Regions from separate parts of the Mus musculus genome. Here region 2 is linked to region 1. A link is a loop called in an ENCODE intact Hi-C map of the cell type or tissue named here. Cell type or tissue: heart. All regions are shown on one strand. Each heading gives the region's core, and the rest is flanking DNA. Links, peaks and the distances in the headings are about the cores only. Region 1 overlaps Agbl4 (ATP/GTP binding protein-like 4). Region 2 overlaps Agbl4 (ATP/GTP binding protein-like 4).

Region 1 (8,692 bases), core at 439-8,438:
TGTGTCAGCCTCTGCAGATGACATCCTGGGATACAGGGACTTTGCCTGATCATCTCCAGGTTCTTGGTCCCAAAGTGTGAGGTAAGTACAGAGGAACACTCAGAAACCTCGTATTAAACAAATGATGCCCATAATGAATAAGCAGTGTCTGGTTCCTCAGATTTCTGTGAGTTTCCTGGCCCCTCTTCCTGTCCCTACTCATCTCTGCATGCTCTGACATTGAACCCACCTTGCCTGGGCCACAGAAGACCTAGGACACCCTCATAAGGACCTTAGGACTTGAACCATCATATGATTGCACCTTGAATGTGTGACAAATCTGTGTGAAAGATGTTAGAAACATAGTAGTTGAACTCCCCTAGGGAAACAGTCCTGCTCATTACTGATCCCCAGTGCCTAGCAAAGAGGTACATATAGAATGGTAAATATCTGTTTTGAATTTCCTCCATTTAACACGTTTACTGGTGGAAGAAATGAAAGCCTGGAGAGGAAATTTAGTTACCCTGGCTGGCTTCTCTGACCACTAGTAATAACCTAACAGGGTCTTTCCTGGGCCCTTGTTTCCTAAAACAGTCCTGTGGGGCAGTGGGCTGCACACAGACAGCCTTTTTTTCTCTCACCACCTCACACAGTCCTAATATGATATAGGCTTTTCATTACTTGTTCCAAATTTCTTTTAGCTCATTGGTGGGTGCAACACACAGGTGAATTAATTATTGCTTTAAAGACATGGAGGCGAAGGCCAGTATGATGTCATAGCAAGACAGTGACCTTGGGCTAACACTTTAATGTTCCTCCAGCACCTGGATACCATGCTGCTGCTCTCTCTGAGATGCAGTAAAGATCCATGTTTATACACACCATCATCTTGGGATCCGAGGTGATCAGTCACACTCGATGATGATGCATTTGTTTTCAGGAGGCACTTCCAGGCTGGCCTGCAGTACCAGCCACAGTCTCTGGAGTCTGTCTGCCTTTATGATGATGCCTTGTCCAGGTGCCCTGCCATGCTGGTACCTTAACATTCACAGTGCTACTGCTCACCGTGGAACAGCCACTGACCATAAAAGCTGACATTTTGAAGATTAAAATGCTTTGGGTTAGTCGTGCACCTGTGAAATCATTGTTCCTTCTTGTCCCACTATGCAATCTAAAAATGAATTGTAGCATAGCCCAGTAACTTCTGCAGAGCCCAATAGCTTCCCCTCAATAACTCCTCCCAGTAAAAAGCCACGATTGGGTGAAAAACTCTCAGCTACTTAGGAATAAACAAACAAGGGGAGGCAGTAGTCTCGAAGTAGGGGTCTATTTGACCAGAGCTGGGGGTCTATTGACTCTCCAGGGACAGTGGGGGTTCCAGTGTAGAGGAAGTTTGGGGCCAGGCAGGCCAAGTCCCTCAGGTACTCTGTATGGGAGAGTAGGTACTGTTGGGTCATAGGTTCTGGCTCTGCCCCCACCCCCACCCCCACAAGTATGAAAGCTCAATAAGGGAATGGAATACCTTCTTTCCTGAAAGAAGGTAGTGACTGCTTCAAATGGCTACCTTGAGAACTAAGCCAATAGAATGCTTAGCACAGAGAGACAAAACACAACTTTCCAGGCACCTTCCCTATGCCATAAATATTTCCTTCCCACAATCCCAGGGGGCAGAGGGAGCCTCTTGCACATGACTTTTACTAAAATGCTTCTCCAAAGGCAAGAGAGCTTGGGATATTGTGGTTTGCCCTCAGCATACTGAGTAGACTCAAACTGCAGTCAATTTTTGTATGGGAAAACTCAAGAGTAGAGGTCTCTTTGCTTTAAGACTGGTTGTCCATGGTGGTGAAGACAAGTCTCTGCCCAGGACACCAGATGACCTCTCGGCATCTCTCTAACCTTCTGGGAGCCCCAGTGATCACAGAGTACTGTGCAGCCTGGGAAGAGCCATCAACCCTTCCTAGAAGCCAGTCAGGGCATGAAGTACTTATATCAACTCATTTTCTTCTCACAAAGACCCTGGGAGGTTTGTATTATTATCTCTATTCAGGAGGCTCAAGCCCAAAGAGGCCACAGTAAGTTGTCTAGAGCTACACAGGTTTAGAAATGAAACCAGACCCATGTCATTTTAGAGCCAGCATTTCTAACTGCCTGGCCCTATGCCACTTGCTGACCCTGCTTTTCTCCGCATCTGTGCTGAAATATATGACAATCTTTGAGGACAGCTAGAAGGATACTGTCTAGACATGCTTGCATTATCCTTGTGTCTGGTTAGGCCACAGGCAGCTGGATGCTCAGACTGTGTTTTAGGACCGAGTCCTTGGCTCTCATGAAGGATCACTGTGAAAGATACCCATGTCTCATGTGATCCATAGGCTGCCCTCTGCTGAAGGAGTACTCATGAACCAGAGGCCAGAGCCCACTCTCCTGGGCTTCCAACATGAATCTCTCAGACAAATGTCTTCTTAGGAGTTCGGTGCTGGGAAACATTCCTTGTTTCTTTGTGGTACTACATGCTTTTGCTTCAATTTGCCACAAGTCATAAATAAATTAGCAAATACATTCAAGTCACACTGGTGGGTGTCCTGTGGGGCCTTAGAACATGACTCCTTCCTTACCATAAAACTTCCTTGTAAGATGCACTATGAATAGAGACTCCTTGACGTCAGATACCCTTCAGCTGACTATACCTTACCTCGGCTCAGAGTCCCTTATCAGTGCTTAGACAAGAAGACCCATGTCTTTCCTAGGGGAGACAGAGGAGAGAATAGAGCACAGAAGGAAGTTCCTTCAAAGTGAAGGAGAAGTCTACAGTTTCCTGAAAGACTCAAAACAATGATATTTGATTCTGAATTGTAGTGCCAAGAAAAAAAAAAGGAGGGGGAGGGAAGCTTGGAGGGGGTTTTGAAAAGAGGACAAGAATAGCAGAAGGCCTGCCAGGTGATATGGCTGAAAGGGAGATGAACAATATCGTAGGGACTGCGTGCCACACTCAGGACACATGACTTCATTGACCCCTCAGTCAGGTACAGAGTCAGAGCACTAAGTAACCTTCTGAAGTCATCTCAATGGAGTGCTCTGGGTCTAAATGTGATATGAATACAAAGCACTAAGTACAAGGTAAGAGGGAAAAGAACATAAGAAAGAACTGAAGTCATGGGAAGGGGGAAGGGGGCTGAGTAGGGTTGAAGATGAGGGAGTGAACAAGGTGAGGGAAGGATGCAGACAGCCACACATGAAACATACATGTGTCTAAGAAAGCACCAAATAGATGAACAGACAAAGGTAATGGAGAAGAGGAAGAGAGAGTCAAAGGGATGGCCGGTAGGGGATAACGCTCATGCTAAGACCTAAGAGAAGTCAGGAAGTGCAAGCCTCCCTCTTCCAGATCCCCAAAGATAGCTGGGAGCTGGTGGTGGTGAGGGCAGAGCTCAGGCGGTAGCCTAGACAAAGGAAGGGGTTGTCTTCAGTCTTCTGGTGGGAAAAAAACTGGCTCTCTATGGTAGCCATGCACCCCAGGGCCAGGAGGGGGCGCTTCAACCTCAGGCAACTGCAAGGAAGCTGCTGCTAGAGTCTTCAGGTGTCTCTGTGAGCCAGGAGGGAAGGAGCCAAGCCAGGAGTGAGAAGCCAGATCTCACCAAACCCCCAATAGTTCTAAGGGTTCCTAGCCCTATGGCTAGCACTTCTCCCATGCCATCAGATCAGTGGACATGAGTTTGACACTGAAATTATTTGGGTCCTCCCTGGCTGTCCTCATGCCATCAAGAACCACCTCTGGGCCTGTCCCTGTCTCCATCTCTTCCAGATGGCTTTCTGTTCGAATGGGTAGAATGCCTCCCTCTTCACCCTGCATGCACCCCGACCCCCACCAAAAATCTCTCCCTTTGTGAGTGGAACACTTTCAGACCCACCTCTCCCCTACGCATTTGATCTGCACAACCTCATGTACTAGCTAAATCAGAGAGAACTGAAAACAGAGGGAGGCATCAGTGGTCTGTGGTCACGTGACCAAATAACCCCCAGCACTTCCCAGTCACTGAATTCTATTAGGCAAATCCAGGTCTCTTAACTCTCATCCCTGTTTTTTCAATTCCAGATTAGGGAGAGAGTGGGTTCCACACATGTGTATAACTGAGACCAAATGTGAAATCTCAGCCACCCCGAACTCCAGCCTCAGCCAAGCTCCAGCACTGTCTTAATGCTGACACTGATTACACTGTGACTTTGTCCTCATGAAATAATTTATTTAATTTAAAAAACAAACAAACAAACAAAAAGCTGTGCTGGTGAGAACAGATTTGGAAGTCTAATCCCAGCGAAATAACTGAGTACTCCAAACACATAGCTAAGAAGACTACTATTTCAAAACCACAAGAGCCCCCTAAGAATCTCAGAGACACCTGGTCCAAGCACATTGCCTCTAGTCTGATAGCCCAGAAATGAATAACTTGATTTCACCTAATACATTACTTGGTTAGAAAGAGTAACAATCGTGGTGCAATTTACTGAGTGCCTACTACGTTCTTGGCAATTGAACAGGCACTGGAGTATATTTCCCAGTGTTTGCATCTACTCAAAACACCCCTGTGAGGTAAGTATTAGAATGACATCATGGCAGATTAGCTGACAGAGAATCAATGCAACCAAGTCATTGGAGCCACACCACTGGTAAAAAGCAAAACCAGGATTTGCATCCGATCCAGCCTGGCTGGGGAAGGTGCTTTCTTCCTTACCCTGTTATTTAACATGCCAGCTGTGAGCTACAGTTCTGCTATAAGCTTCATCACTTTGTGTCTTCTCTTCAAAGACCATATTTTAGTGGGGTGATTAGAGGACGAGAACATGGGGAAGAAGCCCTATTAACCCAAGGCAAATCTGTGTAGACTGAGAGCTCTGGTCCTGAGCCTCCTCAGAGTTCCCTCCAGCTCCCTCCCTCTTTGGAGACACATCAACAAGCCAATCACGGCCATAGCCCAGCTAAAGGCCCTTGTCTCAGACAGAGCTGGCAGCTGCCTCCTCTTATTGGCAGCACATTTATCATCTTGAGGAAAATATTGACGGAAAGAAACCCTAGCCAGGCAATGTGTCTCTGCCGGGTGTGCAGCCTGGGGTGAGACGTGGTGTTGATTCTGAGGTTGTTCTATGGAGAACAGCTGGTGCTCCAGGAGTCTGACAAATTCCTAAGAAGGACTATGTCCAGCACTTAGTAGATGTCTAACAAATGTGAGTTAGATCCAAATTCAACTCTTTGAATGAAGTTTGATGGTTGAAGCTCTTTGTCCAAATCCATTTTTAATAGTTAGGATCCAAGGAGGGAAGTAGAGAAGTTTGCTCAAAATCATATAGCACATCAGTGGTTGATGACAGATTAGTAAAGAATGTGCTTTGTGAATCTCACATCAGAACACTGAGAAGGTCACTAGGCAAACTCCAAATTGCTAGCATGGTACCATGGTGCATCTGCCTAGCTCAGATGGCCCTGGGAGCTGTCCTGCCTTACCTGCCAGGGTAGGTGTTTCCCCTGGCACATTGCTAGGGAGTGGTGGTCCTTTGCCAGATGACCTCACATGATCAAGGAGGGAAGCAGAAGCAGCTCTCTCGGGGCTCTAGCTATTGTCTAGTCTGGTCTGCCTGCATGGACTTCTGCACCCTCCTCCTCCCACACTAGACCTTTGTGATGGTACTTCCTTGATACATCTCTTCTCACTCCTGGTGTCCCCAAAGCTGATCTAAACACTTTCTGTCTGCTCCACACTCCCCTCTTTCACTATACTGTACTAAAGTCACTCTCTGATTGTCTCTACTGACACATTTCTAGGTAGAGGTCAGGACTTGCTCTGTGTGCCCTCAGACACAAGCAAGAGGCTGGCATATAGGAGATGCTCAGGGAATCAATGCCCTAGTCCTGGATCCTCTTGTCATTATCCTATGTGCACAGGCTCAGAATGGGGCTGCCACATATTAGGCCTTACTTTGAACTTTAGAGTCACATAGAACAGCTTTATTACTCAGCTCTGTGGTTACTCTTTAGAGACTTGATCAATCAAAATCAGGCTCCTAAAAGAAAATCAGCTCCTAAAGGTCCCTACTCCAAGGAAAACTCCCCAATTTCTTTAACTCGTCTCTCATAGGCCATAGCTTTGGAAGGAGTGGCTAACAAGCCTGGTGGTTTTGTTTGTTGTTGTTGTTTTTCAAATATTCTAGTCTTAGGGCTGAAAGCTCCATATTACCTCTCTCATAAATCCCTCTTTGCAGTTTTGTGTCCCCCCACCCCCAACCACCACCACCACCATGGTCCTTCAGGTCCCATGTACCATTTTATTTGTGTCTAACATAAACTGATGGCCAGAAATGAAAACACTCTCTGGGCTAATGACAGTAGCCAGGAAAAAAGAGCCAGCACTACCTCGCTCCCCAGAGAAGCTTAAAGCTTCTGTCCACCTTTGGCAGCAGGGTAGTATATAGTGGTGGGGTTGACACATCCATTTTTTGCTCAATAATGCACTTAACAGTGTCAATTAAGGTGCCTAAACCTTTCCCCAGACCTCTATCTACTTTCCTGAGTTGCCTTTTTTTTTTTTTTTTTTTTTTTTTTGTCTAAGGGCAAAAATTATTTGACATCATTGTTCTACATTGTCTAACTAGAACCTCAAATGTTCCTAGTGGTTCTCAATTAAACAGTGGCTTTTAAAGCAGTTGTGTTGTGACATTTTGACAGTCCCTGTTGTCTTCTGGGCTGAACAAAGTTAAGCTCAAGGATGCAATTGGTTGAAACTGAGCTCAGGGAAAGCCTTGGCTTTGAGAATGCTCCCACATTTGTGCAACAAGAAAGTGGGAAGACAAGTACTTGGTGTGCACAGGTGTACAAGTGAACATGGGTGCAGACAAATAGATTTGGGCAACTTGGGAGTCAGCCAGGATGCTTCCTGCCTGCCAGCTCACAGCTGCAATCCTGAAACAATATAGGCTCTTTATCATCATCATGGTTTCCATGGAGCCAAGCTTGCAGCGCCACAAGTGAAAGCTGACAGTTATCACTATAAAGTAACTTTACAACTTTGTAATTTGTAGATCTCTGCTGACAGTAATATTAACAGCATTTCGAATTATGGTGATAAACTTGACAAAAGCAGATAAAACCTTCGAAACCTCCTTTTGGGGGGATGAAGGAGGCTTGGAGAATGAAGGTAATGGCATTTCAGTTTTCCAGCCAAACAGTGAGCATTCAGGAGCCAGGGCACACTTTGACACGAATGTGGGCGTCAACTGGTACAAGGCAAGGTGGCTAAGAGCAATCAGAAGCTGGTGTTGGTCAACAGAGCTGGGTCATCAGGGATGACAGACAGGTTAGTATCAGGGACCAGGCCTACAGGAAGGGGTTTCTGTAGGTAGAGAAAAATTAAGAGCTGTAGGAGTCCCAGCCTCTCTGGAGTTCATAAGCACAGTCCCTGTCCTCCAGGAGGACATGGGAGGGAAGAAGAGAGGATGGCAAGATGGTGTGCCAGGTGGAACTTAGAGCTGGACCTATTGGGATTTTAAACCCCAGCTCTAACACTTCTAAGCAGTCCTCTAGCACCCAGCACTAGAAAGTGGGGTCCCTAAGGGGCTCATGTGGAATAGTCCATGCTATCCTTTAAGTATCAGAGGCCCGTCCTGTCTCTTTCTAGTGCTCCCTTATCCTGCTTGACCCCCAGAAGTATGAACGTGGGTCACCATGATCAGCCTATTTTCGACAGGCCCAGAGGGTGGGGATGATTTTCTTTGAAGAGGTTTGATGTTTCGAATCAGACCAGACACAGTAATTGCTCAACTGAGACTGTTTTGTGACTAGAATTAATTGGAACTTCTTAATTTCCTGAGACTGACTGGGCAGTCTCTGGGCCTGCCAGAGTTCTCATATCTATGGTTCTATTATCTATATTCATCTATCTAGGAAGCCAGTGGAAACAAACAATAACAATGTTTTGTAACTGTTATTGCAGCATATTCAATGTGCTTCTTTCACGGGTCTTTCTCCCATGGTTATTGATCACTGCTTGTTCCTGGCCCAGCCCCAGCTACCGTGGAATGCTTGGACAGAGCATCCTTCCCCTGGCATCTGGCCTCTCTCCTGTACTTCTCCCTCTGCCAGGAAGGTGGCTCCACCCCCTTCTTGCCTAGTTTGCATCTATTCACCCTGGAAGTCTGAGCCCTGGTTTCTCTTCTTCTAGGAAGTTCTTTCCCCTCTGCTCCCTGATGACCCCTTCCCCCTAGCCCAGCAGATCTTTCATCTGCCAGGACCTTTATTCTCTTTCCCTTGTCCTCTTTGCTCAAAAACCTATCTTCTTAAATACATAGCCACTTATTCCCATCTCTTTCCAATGTCTAATGGGTTTTGTTGGACAGATGGATAAATAAAATAGTTTGATGAACATGTCAGAAGGCCCACTCTGAGGGGTCCACTGAGGTCTGAAATGACAGCAGTTAGCTGACAGAATCTTGGTATTTTCCCTTGGCTAGCTGTACCATACTTCAGAGCCAGCATTATCTGATTTCAGTATGGACACAGCCACAGGAAACCAGCCTGCTCAGGACTCAGGCTCCCTCTTCCCAAAATTAGCTTGTAACCAGACCAGAAACAAAGGCTGGAGAATCATTGAGTAACTTTATGATTCTAGTTTGTCCTTTTCTCCTTCTCTCCTTTTCTCCTTCTCTCTCTCTCTCTCTCTCTCTCTGT
Region 2 (8,692 bases), core at 161-8,160, 130 kb after region 1:
GCCACCCTGTCAATAAAACCTCACTGGAATGGAGACCAATCAGAGCTGGGGCAATGATTCCACAGAATAGAGGCTGAAATGTAAATCATCTGATTAGCTGTTGTGTGTTCCTGAGTCAGTGCCCTCACCTCTCAGAGCCTCCCTGTCCTCAGTGGATTTGCACTCTCTATCCTTAGTCTATAGCGTTTTCAGCATGAAGAAATGTTGGACTTTGCCAAAGGCCATTTCTACATCTAATGATATGATTCTGTGAGTTCTGTTCTTAGTCCATTAGGGCTAAGTAGAGGTTAGATGCATGTATTAATTATTTTTCTTGTCTTCGCAATAAAATACCAGGAAGTAGTGGGGGGGGGGATTTTTAGAAATGAAAGGTTCTTCACAGCAGGATATACTTCTCTTAGAATATCTTGTTTATTAAATGAGATTCCTAGATCAAGTTGTGGGTACCACTACTTGGTGACTTGATAGGCAGGTACCAAAGCCCTCAGTATAATACAGGCAGGCTCTTGCCATTCCTCCTAGTTGCCCACCAGAACTAAATTCCCAGACCCTATTGCTGAGATAGCTCACACATTTGTGGAAAGGTACAGAGAAACCAAGCTTGAACTGTGCTAGAAGCCTCCCTTGTGACTAGCTCACATGCTAACTTGACAAGCAAAATGAATCCATTGATGTAATTATAATGGCCTGACTATTGTGGGATCAACAAACTGCTTTCTGTTTTGATTTGAGCCCTTTTCCATAGGAAAGAATTCATCCTTGTGCTGAAAACATGCTCAAAAATTTAGAGGTGATATGCCATAGAGGAGAACTTACTGCTGTTTTTGTTGATGATGATGTTGCTGTTTTATTTTGTTTTATCTAAATTGACATGGTGCAAAATGGCCTTGTAAATATTTTTATGTTTTCACCTACAGAGAAATGCTCAGCCTTAATCAGAGAAACTACTCTTTGCTGTGAGTTCACAGACTCATGGCTGTTCAAGATGATAAGAATAAGTGATCATTGAATACTTAGCCTTAAACATGACATTTATTCTACCCCCTGTAAGGTTCAGGGAACATCCCAGATGGGGGCCAGAAAGAATATGAAAACCAGAATATAGGGAGAAGTGCTGTGAGATATTATGTCCAGAGCATGACACAGCCATGGTAATCATGACCTTACAACAGCTCCGTCCATCTTTCTGAGTCTCCACAAGACTGGGTATGTCAACAGTTAATCGTGGATGGGAAGAAGCTCATGAGGCCATACTACTTGCTAAACTATCTGCTGTTGTGTATGCTAGAGGAGAGGCAGTCACTACCTTCAGTTGTATCACTGGTGAGCCCACCAGGCTTTAGTGTAGTTCCAAGATCATGGTCACAAAGATGACAATGGTGGGCCATAAAACAAAGACAAAAGACAGGAATGTGGAAAAGCAACTGAGAGTAGGGAGCATTGACAGGGGTGGGAAGGGAATAAGAGTGCATTGAGATAAGATTAAAGAGAATACATCATATATATATATATATATATATATATATATGTATATGTATATATATATATATATATATATATATATATATATACAGAATAGATCATATATATGTGTATGTATAATGTATACATGTATGTACATGTATGAAATAGCCAAGAATGAGGAGCTTAACGATGGATCAAATAAAGAATTTTCTAGTCCAGTTGTTATTCCCTTCTTAATGAAAGCCTGAGGGGGGTGGGGAAGAGAAGAGGAATTGGAAATACAGCAGGAAGGAGCTGAGACACCCAGGACCAAATTCCTGGTACTACAGCACAGCTGCAGTCACAGAAAGATGGGCGATTTCAGAAAGAATAAAGCAAAACCCAGGCCAGTCCAATTAGTGATGAGCTTCAAGAGGCTCTGGCAGACTCCAGAACCAATATGGGGGTGGCATGCTGCAAAGCTTGGAAGTCTGCCATCCCAGCCTCCCACTGGGATGTTCAGGTAACGCTGAGGGAGTTGGAAAGGCTTTGCATGGTTGTCTGTCAAGTCACCCACATGGAGAGCATCACAGTAGACAGGAGAAGTCTGGGAAAGGCAGCGTGGGCTGGCCACCCACCCATGAAACCATAAGGGGAACAAATACTGTTTACCAACACAACCATCACCCTCTCCCCAGGGAGAAATGTATCCAAGGGACAGCTCTACCCATGACATTGACACTAGGCAGGTCAGGACTTGAGCTGCAGTTACTATATAACTGACCCCAAAAGCCTCAAAAGGTTATTTGGGCTGTGAAACATGCTGGTGTCTGTTACAGTGCTCAGCACAGGTAGACATCAGACACAGGTTAGTGACTACCTCCTTGGATTTGCTTCCTCCTCTTCTCTATTCCTCTTTGCTTTGCATGCAGGGAAAGAGGCTAGGGAGGATTGTAGTGCTCTTGCCAGGAAGTCCTCTAAACTCTGAGTAACAGCTGATGCTCTTGATATATTTCCTGCAAGCCAGGACTGTTAGAGGTCTTACCTCCACTTGCTTATATCATCCCTGTAGCCCTGATAGGTGTGAATCTCATTAACGTGTCTGTGATCACAGAGCTGATGAAAGGAAGAACCAAGGCCAGGTAGCTTCAGGATTCACACTACCAAACACCACCCAGCAGAGATACCAAACGCACCTATTCCTTCTCGTGGTTGTAGCTCCTTGCTTCTCTGATTCTTCCATTTAATCTTTCTATTAGCTCATCTGGCCCAGGGCTAAGTAGAGGTTAGATGCATGTATTAATTATTTTTCTTGTCTTTGCAATAAAATACCAGGAAGTAGTGTGTGGGGGGGATTATTTTGATTCATAGTTTGAGACTGGACAGTCCACTGCGGAGGGGAAGGCACAGCACCGGAGGCTGTGTGCAGAACTTAGCAGTGGGAATGTGGGAGCTGATTCATGATGACATCAATCAGGGAGCAGAGAGGGCTAGAGGCAGGATTAAACTCCAGTGGTAGCCCACGAGGCCATCCCTTACTAGATGAGTGTGGTTTACGTTTTTTTAACGTTTTAACTGTCTGTACAAATTAATTCCTTTCAAGTGTCCTTTTCCTCAATCATAAAACTGGTTGGCCATCATGCCTTTCTCCAAAGACTGCCTTTGTCAAATTCTTTGCCTCGTGTCTAAGAAGAGTGAGAAACATGGACAATAGGGTGCAGGGCAGATGGAACTTTAATAAGGAAAACCAAAAAAGAACTGAGAGCAGTGGGAGGAGTGCCATGGAAGGGTCAGGTCCGTGCTGCCATGCTGTGCCTGGTGGCCTTTATGGACCTGATTGAGAAAACTGACAGAAGTTGGGATAATCATTATTGACATGGGTCATATTTTAGCACATCACAGACCAAGTCAGTGAGGAATCTGTGTGCCCATGCCTGCCTCATGACCCAGCTGTAGAGGTGAGCACTGGTACTCATCCTGTCGGTGGAGCATAATACTCTATATAACCAGCCTCTGGTCTGCTATGAGTTTGACTTCTGGGAGATAACTCCTGTCTCACCAGCACTTTACACAGTAGGGGTTTGAGGGTTGTTGATGGGAGGTGGTCCTTTCCTTTCACATCCTCCCTTCTGCAGCATCATCTTGCATTGCCCATTCAACCAATATCCACCAGTTAACACTCTGTGCCAGGCATTAGGACCCCAATGGAGATCATGATGATAAAGATGTCTGTCATCTCTCAGTTTCTCTCAAAACTCCCCTGACCCTTATTTGGACCCCATAATGCCATCCTACATACACCATTTGTCCCATCACTTCATAGACTGTCCTGTCTCTATGGCTTGTTAATCTGAACAAATCTCACTTGGTTCTTCTTGCCTCTCTCTAGCTGCAGCTCTTCTCCACCTGATTCGATCATCTCCATTCAACAATTACACCACCAAAGATTTAGAAGGAAAGAGACTATTCTTCTCAGAGCCCATGATTATGTCACTTGCAGACTACAGAACTCTATGGCGGCATGTCACCAAGATTCTACACTTCCCCGTTCTTGACCTAGAGAAAATCCCCTGCTATAAGTTGCCCATGTTAATTCTCCCACATTCCCAGAGATACGGGGAGCCCTGGGATTTTTTTTTCCAATTGCATTCTCTGAGCTGCTAAGAAATGCCCACATCAGACTAATCACCTTCTAAACAAATGGTATAGACAGACAGGGTGGGGGCTGACCTGGCTGCACAAGCTGCTGTTTTCAATTTAGAGGCCATGCATTATTTACACTGCCATTATTCCCCTCGATTTGACTTCACGCTTTAGCCCTAATTTCAGTATAATCAAAACCAATGAATATTTAATCAGAATTGCTTCCAGAAATTGAGTAATGCCATTAACATAATGGCCCCCAACTTCAAAGCTGCTTTCCTTCAAATGCCTCTGACCTACACCTTTCCACATGGCCCTCCAGGTACCCAACTATATTTCAGAATGGAAGGGAACTCAGAACCCAGATCTGTGATAAACTTCCTTCCGGCACCAGAAAAAAATGGCCAGCACATCAGCAGCCCCAACTGTGCTGGCCCTAATGAAAGAGACTCAACCAAGTTCTATAGGTGAACCTCTTTTTAAGGTACCTCCTTTTAGAAAAAGCAGCAAAATGTCTGGGAAACTGAATTATGCTCTGGGTGTAGGTATGCCAGGACTCAGTTGCTCTTCACAGAGCAAGACAAGAAGACATCCAGCTTTGGTCCACTAGCATGAAAGGCAAGGACCTCACCAGGCCTAGGTTGGTCCTGAAACATCAAAACTCCTCTCACTAGTCCAGGACTGATAGAATGACCACGCCTTGTGCTGCCACCTGCTGGTGACTTCCAGCATGATGCTTCCAGAATTCACTCTTTTGAGGGTGTGGGTGGGGACAGAGAAAGAAATCGTGTTTGTTTTAGGACCAAGCCAGGTACCTGGACAGCAATTTTGGAATGTGGGCATTATCATTTCCATTTTACAACAGGGAGAATGAGGCTAGTAAAGTGTGGTAATGTAACTGTCAGAGAAGGCAAGATGCGGTTTAGCTCACATCTCCTAATCCTGGCCCAGAGATTTTTAAATTTTTTTCTAGTGCTCCAAACACCACTATAAATAAGTGAATTTCTAACTAAGGGACTTTAATACTGACCAGACAGATAAAAGGACAGATGGAGGTTTTGTGCAGTTGCCTTGTAAGCCTGAAATTGCTTGCGTGTAACATTCACTCACTCTATTCATTTCTGAGGCTTGATATACTCCTAAGAGGTGAAAAATTACAACAATGACAGATACGACAGAGAACCTGAAGGACTTTAACACGTGTGGAGAAACATCCTGGGGCTGGGTTGATGCAGAAGGCGGCAACCTCAGAGGTGTTGAAAACAATGGATGCATACAACACAAAGCACAAAGGACTTACCTGGTTTACTGCTCCTTAGCCAAAGCCAGAGCCTAATTCTGGTCACATTTGGATCCCTCAGCTCAACCTCATTCCTAACCTTGAATCCAGTTACCAAATGAGCCCCTCTCAGAATGACTGCTGGGATTGGGCTGCATCTCTATGTAGCCTGAGATAGCCTGCACTCTGGTTTCGCTTTCCCTCCCCTGTACTCCAGGCTATCTAGGCTAATTTAGGGGTGTCTTTAGTTGGGCCCTGGGCAGAGAATGGCCACTGGGCTTGAGGCAACTTCAAGGGAAACTCCATGGAACAAAGCTCAAAGAAGCATGAAGCATCAGTAAGATGGCCTGAGCTGACCAGCTAGGCTGTGATAAACGCAGGGAGTGAGTGACCAGGAGGTAAGGCAAGAGAAGCTATTGGGGTACAGTGGTGAGAAGCACAGAGTGCACAGACTGCCCTTAGCCAGCCCCGTGCTTTTGACCCAAAGGCAAAAGAAACCACCCAAAGCTACTTACCATGTTGACTACAGAAACTAGACTGAACCAGACACTGGTCCTGACACACACACACACACACACACACACACACACCAAGTCCTTCCCCTATCCCTGCCCCCATCCCCTGCTGTAGTAGGTTCTTCTACTACTTGTATACCTAGGTTAGATCCAGTGGCACTTCTGTCCTTTAGTTCTGTCTAATCTATAGCATCCCTGTGTGTTGTGAACCACAGATTCACATCTCCTTTCACAAAGAGGAAATGAAGGCTCCCTTAGGAGGGAAGCTTTGCCTAGGAGGAGGGCCTGGAACTGAGCAGGATCCTGGTTTCAAATCGCTCCTACTATGTCTGGCATCATGCCAGGTACTCTCATCCTACCCTCACAACGACCAGGCCATGTCATTATCTCTGTTCTATGGAGGAGAATGCTAAGGCCCAGAGACACTTAGTCACTACCCAAAGTCACAGAGCAAATATGTACAAAGGAGAACAATACTGGAATGTAGGTCTAGATGATCCCAGAACCCTGGCAGCTCATGAGAGCTGGTCTTCCTTCTTTGCATTTTGAAGGTAGGATAATTCATTTAGCTGCCATGGGAAGGGAGGATTCTGCTGACCACACTATTTCCCCACACCCGGGTTCTTCTAGTCACTTAAACCTGACTCCAGAAAGATGTTACTTATCTGTAGCTAGACTCACTGTCTTGACAATGCGGACTTGGCCTCATTTCTGCCTGTGTTATTTAGAGCTCAGCATAAGGCTGGGGCTTTGGGATCAGGCAGAAGGCATTTGCCTCCTGGATGGCTTCTTACTGCTCTATAATCTTAGGCATGAACAAGCCCTCTGGACACTGCAATTCTGCTTTCCACAAGCAGGGAAGAATGGTGCCTACTCTGCACAGATGCTGGAAGAATACAAAATAGCAGCGCATGGCAAGAACTCAATTAATCATTGCTTGACAATTGCTTTTCACATTTATCTTGTGTCTCTCTCTGTACCAGGTGCTGTTTGCTGTCATGCTCAGGTTCCATCGGCCTCCCTCAGAGCAACACAGTGCCTACCTGCTAGCATGTGCAACTGAGGCCGACCTCTGACCTTTAGAACCACTCTGCCCCACCCCTTCAGCTCTCTTCCTTCCCCACAGGACTAGACCTGGCAAGAAAGGAAGGTTGCAGAAGTTATCACTCCTGCACAGGAGGGGGCGCTGCTCCCTGGCCCTAACCTTAATGGGAACTCAGGTATCAGCTTCATTTTGTGTCTCAAGTTCTTTATTTGTAAACAGTGGAAAATAATCCCCATCCTTCTAGTGTCTTGGCTGCTTCTAGTGTCAAATTGGCTGATAGTTACTACATCGCTCTCAAACTGTGACTATGTTGCAGGGTTTATGATGACCACTAGCATCTGCTTTCAAAATAGCATTCTACTCTCTGTCCTGTATGTGATGGTTTACCTTAACACTTACCATATTTTCAGCATCCAGTAGATGACAGTTCCTGTACTGGGTTAGAAGTAAAATAATCTGAAACTACTAGAAGAAGCAGACATGAATGAATGAATTAATGAATGAATGAATGAATAATGAGTAAGAAACATGTAAAATTACCCTTCATTGAAACATCTGGATGTTGGTATGGTAGCTGGCTAGTAATACTTAACATAGAACCTTCTGTCTTTCTATCAGAAGCCCCACAAAGACACATGGGATAATAAAAGCTGACAAAAGTGCTACATATCGTATTTGAGGATGGGGCAATTTTATGTCTGCTCCTACAGCAAATCGTGTGAAAATCCACTTTCCGTACATCCTGCTCCTAGGTGTAGGATGTGCTGAGAAGTGAAGTGGGAGTCTCTGCAGAGGACCTGCCTTTGAGCCGCAGGGCTCCCATCCTGCTGCTCTAGGACTCTGCGGCTCTCCTGTCTTCTTGAGCTTCTACTGAGAAACAGATCTGAGCTGTGGCCTCAACAGGAAGCAGAAGATGGCTAGTATCCACAGGCACAGAGAACATTAAAAGAAGGACTTGTGAATATAAGACAGGAAGTGCTTGGAAGAAGTGTTTGCTGGAGAAAGGAGGGCAATGCAAACTGTATGAGAAAGTCAACTTCAGGGGTGCGGTGGAGTGGTGGTAAATCACCCTCTTAGCAGATCTGGGGGACATAAACTTGGACTTTAGGTCTGACCCTGGAAGGCCTCACCCCTGGATAAGGAACAGTGTCTGCTGCATTCCTGCATTTCCCATTTGCAGTTGGCAAGTCTTCTGGAGACTGCTCTATTCAAAGACGATTAAGTGAAGCAAAATATAGCCTACAACCTCAACCAAGAGAAAATAATAAAGACCTGGTTCTGGATGGGATTTAACAGAAGGAAAGATCACCCTGTGAGCCTGAGGGAAGAGAAGCTTTGAAAAGAGATTGAGAACGTGTCAGAGAGTTTAGGAAGCTCAGAAGGAGTTAGACCAGCTACTTACACAGCCAGGGAATAAGGGGAGATGGCAGAGGATGGGATGTTAGAGACAGAGAAAGACACTGATGAAAGCCAATGTGCTGAATGAGTACAGAACCAAGACCTAGCTAAAATTCCCAGCAGGATGAAGGAGGAACAGAACTGATACTGTAGAAGTGAAGCGTACTTTCTCACGCCAGGAGAAGAAGGCAGATTTGAAAGAATAGAGGGAAAAGTTCAGAGAGCAGCATAAGAAAGAAAAAAAATATGACAGGTACAAAAGACAAGTGTGGATTCTGAGAACTAAAGGGAGACACAATGACAATGAAAACCACAGATGTGACATGTGACAAAGGAAAATGTTCTGAGCCGAAACAAATATCTTCACGA

The links. Peaks named below come from ENCODE experiments on the same cell type or tissue, not always from the same donor. Only the 100,000 strongest peaks of a DNase experiment are listed, where the experiment ranks them.
Region 2: a loop joins it to region 1, with 9 times the contacts of the local background. A loop is called at or near these places in 27 of 42 quality-filtered maps.

The regions. Positions count from the first base shown.
Region 1 is chr4:111,621,431-111,630,122 of GRCm38, reverse strand. The region is part of intron 11 of Agbl4 (ATP/GTP binding protein-like 4); the gene reads right to left. Among named protein-coding and RNA genes, the nearest start is that of Spata6, 94 kb to the left of the region's middle. In heart, for the core only: no CTCF peak of the experiment used is centred there; a DNase peak (open chromatin) is centred at 5,002.
Region 2 is chr4:111,492,237-111,500,928 of GRCm38, reverse strand. The region is part of intron 6 of Agbl4 (ATP/GTP binding protein-like 4); the gene reads right to left. Among named protein-coding and RNA genes, the nearest start is that of Bend5, 82 kb to the right of the region's middle. In heart, for the core only: CTCF peaks have their summits at 4,804 (motif pointing left) and 7,058 (motif pointing right); a DNase peak (open chromatin) is centred at 4,778.